Linked DNA regions of Mus musculus: region 1 is linked to region 2. The links are chromatin loops, found by intact Hi-C in ENCODE. Cell type or tissue: heart. All regions are shown on one strand. Links, peaks and the distances in the headings refer to the core of each region. The heading gives the core; the rest is flanking DNA.

The links. Peaks named below come from ENCODE experiments on the same cell type or tissue, not always from the same donor. Only the 100,000 strongest peaks of a DNase experiment are listed, where the experiment ranks them.
Region 1: it touches region 2 in a loop (5-fold over the local background); 10 of 42 quality-filtered maps call a loop at or near these places.

Annotation. Positions count from the first base shown.
Region 1 is chr5:137,950,029-137,952,951 of GRCm38, forward strand. It overlaps a transcript of Gjc3 not described here. Among named protein-coding and RNA genes, the nearest start is that of Gjc3, 12 kb to the right of the region's middle. In heart, for the core only: a CTCF peak has its summit at 1,369 (motif pointing left); no DNase peak of the experiment used is centred there.
Region 2 is chr5:137,790,032-137,792,954 of GRCm38, forward strand. All of the region lies in intron 1 of Zcwpw1 (zinc finger, CW type with PWWP domain 1), which reads left to right. Among named protein-coding and RNA genes, the nearest start is that of Zcwpw1, 3.7 kb to the left of the region's middle. In heart, for the core only: a CTCF peak has its summit at 1,697 (motif pointing right); no DNase peak of the experiment used is centred there.

The sequences.
Region 1 (2,923 bases), core at 265-2,764, 160 kb after region 2:
GAGTCAACTAACCTGGACCCTTGGGGCTCTCAGAGTCTGAACCACCAACCAAAGGACATACACAGGCTGGACCTAGGCCTCCCCACACATATGTAACATAGCAGATGTGCAGCTTGGTTTTTGTGTGGGTCCTGAACAACTGGAGTGTGGCTATCCCAAAAGCCTGTACATGAGATATGTTCTTCTAGTTAGGTTGCCTTGTCTTGCCTCAATGGAAAAGAAAGAGCCTACAGAAATTTGAAGTGCCAGGGTGAGGGGATACCCAGGGGGTACCCCACCTGCTCAAAGGAGAACAGGGGTGGGGGAAGGATTGTAGAAAGGGGTTACCAATGTGTGTATTGACCCCATATTGTTACTTATTCTTTGAATAGATTAAATGCACCATCACTTTATTTAAGGAATTTCTTTCTTTAGATGGTTTCTCTGTGTAGCCCTGGCTGTCCTGGAACTTATTCTGTAGACCAGACCAGCCCCAAACTCAGAGATCCACTGACATCTGCCTCCCAAGTCCTGGGATGAAAGGCGTGTGACACCACCACCCAGCTTATTCAAATAACTTTTAGTTCTTTGATCTGTTGCTCTTCTTTACACCAGAATATAGTATCTCTGTAACTGAAGCAGCTATTACATCTGTATCATTCACTTGGTTATTGGATGAACATTTGATGAGCATCTGTTCCATTCCCAGCTCTGTATTACTACTGTTGAGCATTTGTGATGTGTTTAACAAGCATATGGTCTTTCTTATTAGAGAAATAAGTTTCCAGGGACTTGAGAGATCCTATTAATCACTCTAGAATAAGCTTGGGTATAATTCAGCAATAAAGTGCATGCCTAGTGTTCTAGAAGCCTGGGTTTGATCCCCAGTTCTGAAAATTAAAAGAAACATCCCAAGATGATGTGGAATTTGTGTTTCTGAATCCAAGTTATTTTGCTTAACACACTGACTGCCAGAAGCATACCTTTTTCTATTAGCAACTTTAATTCACCTTCTGCACAGCTAAATAAAATTCCATTGTATGTAAGGATCACATTTATCAACTTATCTGTTGATAGACATATAGAATGGTACCATTTCCTAGTAATAGTGCAGCAGTGGACAAGAATGAGCAAGCATGTCTTAAGTGTGCTGATTTCTTCAGGCACACACCCAAAAGAATTTCTTTTTCTTTCTTTGGTTCATTGGTTGATTTTTCAAGACAGGGTTACGTGCATGGAATGAAGGAAAGGGTCTGGTGACGTGTGGAATCTTGTCTTTCCTCTGGTTTAAGATGCTACTGAGTCTGACAGAATGTTGTGTCCCACAAGAGCTCCTTTCACTTTAGTAGCTTTTCTTTGCATGTCAGTGACCTCTGCTGGCACACTTAGCTTTCCGCAGTCTCGGCAGGTTCCTACCCACTGAGTTGACTGTTGTTCTAGCTGGGGCTTGGAAGTGGGAGTGCCTCCTGATGTATCGAAGTTGTGAGAAGTAGCCACTGCCCTGAAGACTGAAGAGAGGATCTGTGTATTAATCACCCTGAGGGAGGGAGGCACCCATGGAAAACGATGTTGTGCCTACAAGCCTAGTGACCACACAGGCCAGAATAGGAGCTGCAGGCAGGTGTGAGCCTCCCAATGCTGGTACTCTGTAAGAATAGCAAATGCTCTTAGTCACTGAAGCATCAGCCCTTGTATCACCAGCCCTTGGGTTACTTCTTATCAACATATCACCCTATGTTTTTTTTTCCTGTAGTTTTCACATATCCTAATGCCACCTTTGTAAATTCTTGAAGCTCCTTCTCTCCTTCTTTCTGTATTAAAGCTTTTTTTTTTCTTGTTCTGACTCTTTTCTTTTACTGGATCCCCTGGAACCACCTTCTGCATGGCCATCTTACTAAGAAGCCTCAAAAGTGGATTTAATTGCAAGAAATAAAGTCATTTCCTAATAAGAAAGGAAAGTATTATTGTCAATGACTTTACTTGTAAAGACATTGCAAATTCCACATATTTCCCTTATTTCTGGTTATTTGTATAATCAATGAATTTAGTAGTCAATGCCTCTATATATACTTGCATGCTTACACCTACATGAGGTTTATCATAAGGAATTGCTTCACTTGGTATGTGTAGGATATGTGGGGGCACAGAGATCTCTATGCTCACAGATAAGCACGAGGGGGCCTGGAATGTTAAGAACACAGGGTTGTTCTTTCAAGGCAAAGAATGGAATACCTGTTATCCTTTTTGAAGCAGACATGCTTTCTAATCTGGTGAGCTTTGATAGCTTTGGTGACCTGTGTGACCAGAGACAACACTGAACTTAAGCTTGTTTTTCTCAATTTTTATGGAAAGGATCGTATATACTTTACAGAGAGTTTGGATATAGTCACATGCCCTCTTTATTTAGTTTACTTTATGCTTCATTGTGCACACAGGATTGATTACCGCCAGGAAAACATTGAACCAAACTGACACGTTCATGGGCCTGCAGAAAGGTTATTCGTAGAAGGCAAGAAGGCAGTTCAGTTCAGCACGGCTCAGTAGCTGGTAATGGCTCCAACTTTGAGAGTCTGATCCTGAGTGATTTATTTTAGGCATTGTTAAGTGAAGCACAATTTAGTGATGGTTATGGACTCCATCCCTCTACAACTCTGAATCCTAGATAGAACACTCTATTTTACAGGTTGCTTGATCAAGGCGGTTTATTTATTTATTTATTTACTTCTCAAATGCTGTCTCCCACCTCATCCCCCCCTCACAGAATTCCTCTCCCATCTCCCATCCCCTTCTCCTCTGAGAATATGCCCCACCCAAGGTATCCCCCAACACTGGCACACATCAAGTCTCTGCAGGTTTAGGTGCATCTCCTCCCACTGAGGCTAGTGTTTTATCACAGCAATAGAAAAGTAACCCAAATAGTAGGTCACCAACACTTACTGACCTA
Region 2 (2,923 bases), core at 248-2,747:
CTCAGTAGATCAGGCTGGCCTTGAATTCAGAAATCTGCCTGCCTCTGCCTCCCAAGTGCTGGGATTAAAGGCATGCGCCACCACTGCCCAGCTTTTTTTTTTTTTTTCTTTTTTTAAAGACTTATTTATTATTATATCTAAGTACACTGTAGTTGTCTTCAGATGCACTAGAAGAGGGCATCAGATCTCATTACAGATGGTTGTGAGCCACCATGTGGTTGCTGGGATTTGAACTCAGGACCTTCACAAGAGCAGTCAGTGCTCTCTCCAGCCCTTGTTGTGTTTTTTTTTTTTTTTTAAATGGTAGGGTCTTGCTATGTAGCCATCAAATTTGAACTCTAAATCCTGCCTCCTGAACGCTGTTATTAAATATAGTTTTTATGATTTTTAGAAACTTAGAGTCTATGATAATAGATATACTGAAGGATTTACTTTTCTTTATCAGTATAAAGAGGGAATTGGGGGGGGGGCTGGAGAGATGGCTCATGCAGGTAGGAGCACTGACTCTTCTTCCAAAGGTCCTGAGTTCAAATCCCAGCAACCACATGGTGGCTCACAACCACCTGTAATGAGATCTGATGCCCTATTCTGGAGCAAGCAGGTCTGACCGGAGCGAGCAGAGGTCCTAAATTCAATTCCCAACAACCACATGAAGGCTCACAACCATCTATATAGCTACAGTGTACTCATATACATTAAATAAATAATTTTTTTTAAAGAGGGAATAGGGCTGGAGAGATAGCTCAGAGGTTAAGAGCACTGGCTGCTCTTCCAGGGCTCCTGAGTTCAATTTCCAGCAAATACATGGTGGTTCACAACCATCTGTAATGGGATCTGATGCCCTCTTCTGGCCATCAGATAGAACATAGATAATCAATCAATCAATCAATCAATCTTTTTTTTTTTTTTTAAAGAGGGAATAATTACCTAGTCATAAGGTGGATAATTAATGCTTTTTGACAAATGTTGGCAGCACTGAATTAAATTACTTCACTGCAGCAGGTCTATTTAGAACTTTTATTTATAAACATTTTTAAATTCATAAGTACATGTTATATGTAATAATGGTTTCATTATGACACATTTGTACATGCATATTGTGCATTTCAATCATATTCACTCCAACTACTCTTTCTTATTCCCATCTTAGCAGAGGAGAGCAGCAAGCACTTGCCCTTAACCTCAGAGCTATCTTTGCAGCTGGGATGCCTATGTTTTTTTTCTCTTTCCCTCCCTGCCTCCTTTTCATCTGAGAGAAAAGAGAAATGGAGACTAGGGAGGTAACTCAACAAGTAAATACCTACGCATAAGGATCCCCAATACCACATAAAAACTGGACAAGATGCGGTGGGTCTGTGACCTCAGTCCTGGGAGGTGGAGACAGTTGGATCCTGGGGGCTTGTTGAGCAGCCAGTGTATCTAAAATGTCAAGGTACAGGATCACTGAGAGACCCTGCCTCCAAAAAGAAAAAAAAAAAAAAAAAGAAAAAGAAAGAAGAATGTTAGACTGTTAGACTTCCTATCATCAAGGCCTGCCTTCATACTCTAATATACAGAAAAATGCAAGTTGGTATTTTGCATACTTATTAACTAGTATTTTCTCCTCTGAATCAGCTTTTTTTTTTTAAAGAAAAGAATTATTATTATTATTTTTTTTGTATACAATATTCTGCCTGCATGTATGCCTGCAGGCCAAAAGAGGGCACCATATAATTACTGGAAATTGAACTCAGGGCCTCTGGAAGAGCAGCCAGTGTTCTTAATCTCTGAGCCATCTCTCTCTCTCTCTCTCTCTCTCTCTCTAGCCTCCTGAATCAGGTTTTTAATACTTGTTATTGTAGAAGAAGAAAATTCATATCAAATGGATCAGCAGCTTGGTTCATCAGAAAGTGACTTCCTGGCTTTCTCTTCTCTATTTTTGAAAGTAATATTCATCACATTTCCACTTTAGATTAAAGGAAACTCTTTGTTATGTAACTCTTTTTATAGATTTGCTATGACTTATTCATGTAATAGTGCAATAACACATAACATTTTCTTTCTTTTTTCTTACTTTTTTTTAACAAAAAATTTAATTAGATTTATTCATTTTATTTGTAAATGTTATGAATGAGTACCGTTTGTGTACTTGGTACCTTCCAAGGTCCGAGAAGAGAATCTGATCCCCTGGACTGGAGTTATAGATGGTTATAAACCACCATGTGGGTACTGGGAACTGAATCTTAGTTCTTTGCAGGAACAACAAATGCTCTTAACTGCTGAACTATTGCTTTTTTCTTTACTCTCTCTCTCTCTCTCTCTCTCTCTGTGTATGTGTGTGTGTATGTATGTATGTATGTATGTATGTATGTGTGTGTGCCTGAGGGGCCGGGCAGGGAGAGGGGTTGTACTCTTGCAGCTCTGGCTGGCTTGGAATTTGCACCACACTATTGTGGAACTCACAGTGATATTTCCACCTCTGCTTTCCAAGAGCTAGGATTAAAATGTGTGCCATTATACCTGCCTTATCAGTCATTTTTTGTTTCTTTTTGTTTTTGTTTTTGTTTTTTGTTTTTTGTTTTTTGTTTTTTCGAGACAGGGTTTCTCTGTGTAGCCCTGGCTGTCCTGGAACTCACTTTGTAGACCAGGCTGGCCTCGAACTCAGAAATCCACCTGCCTCTGCCTCCCAAGTGCTGGGATCAAAGGCGTGCGCCACCACCGCCCGGCTTTCTTTTTATTTTTTTAATTTTTTTATTTTATTTTTTATTTTTTTGAGGCAGAATTTTTCCATGTAGCCCTGGATGTTGTAGAACTCTCTCTGTAGACCAGGTTGGTCTCCAAGTCCGAGATCCACTTGTCTCTCCCTCCTGAGTGCTGGGATTAAAGGTGTGCCCCACCGTGCCCTGCTGTGATTCTTTTTTTGCTTATATATGTATACATGTAT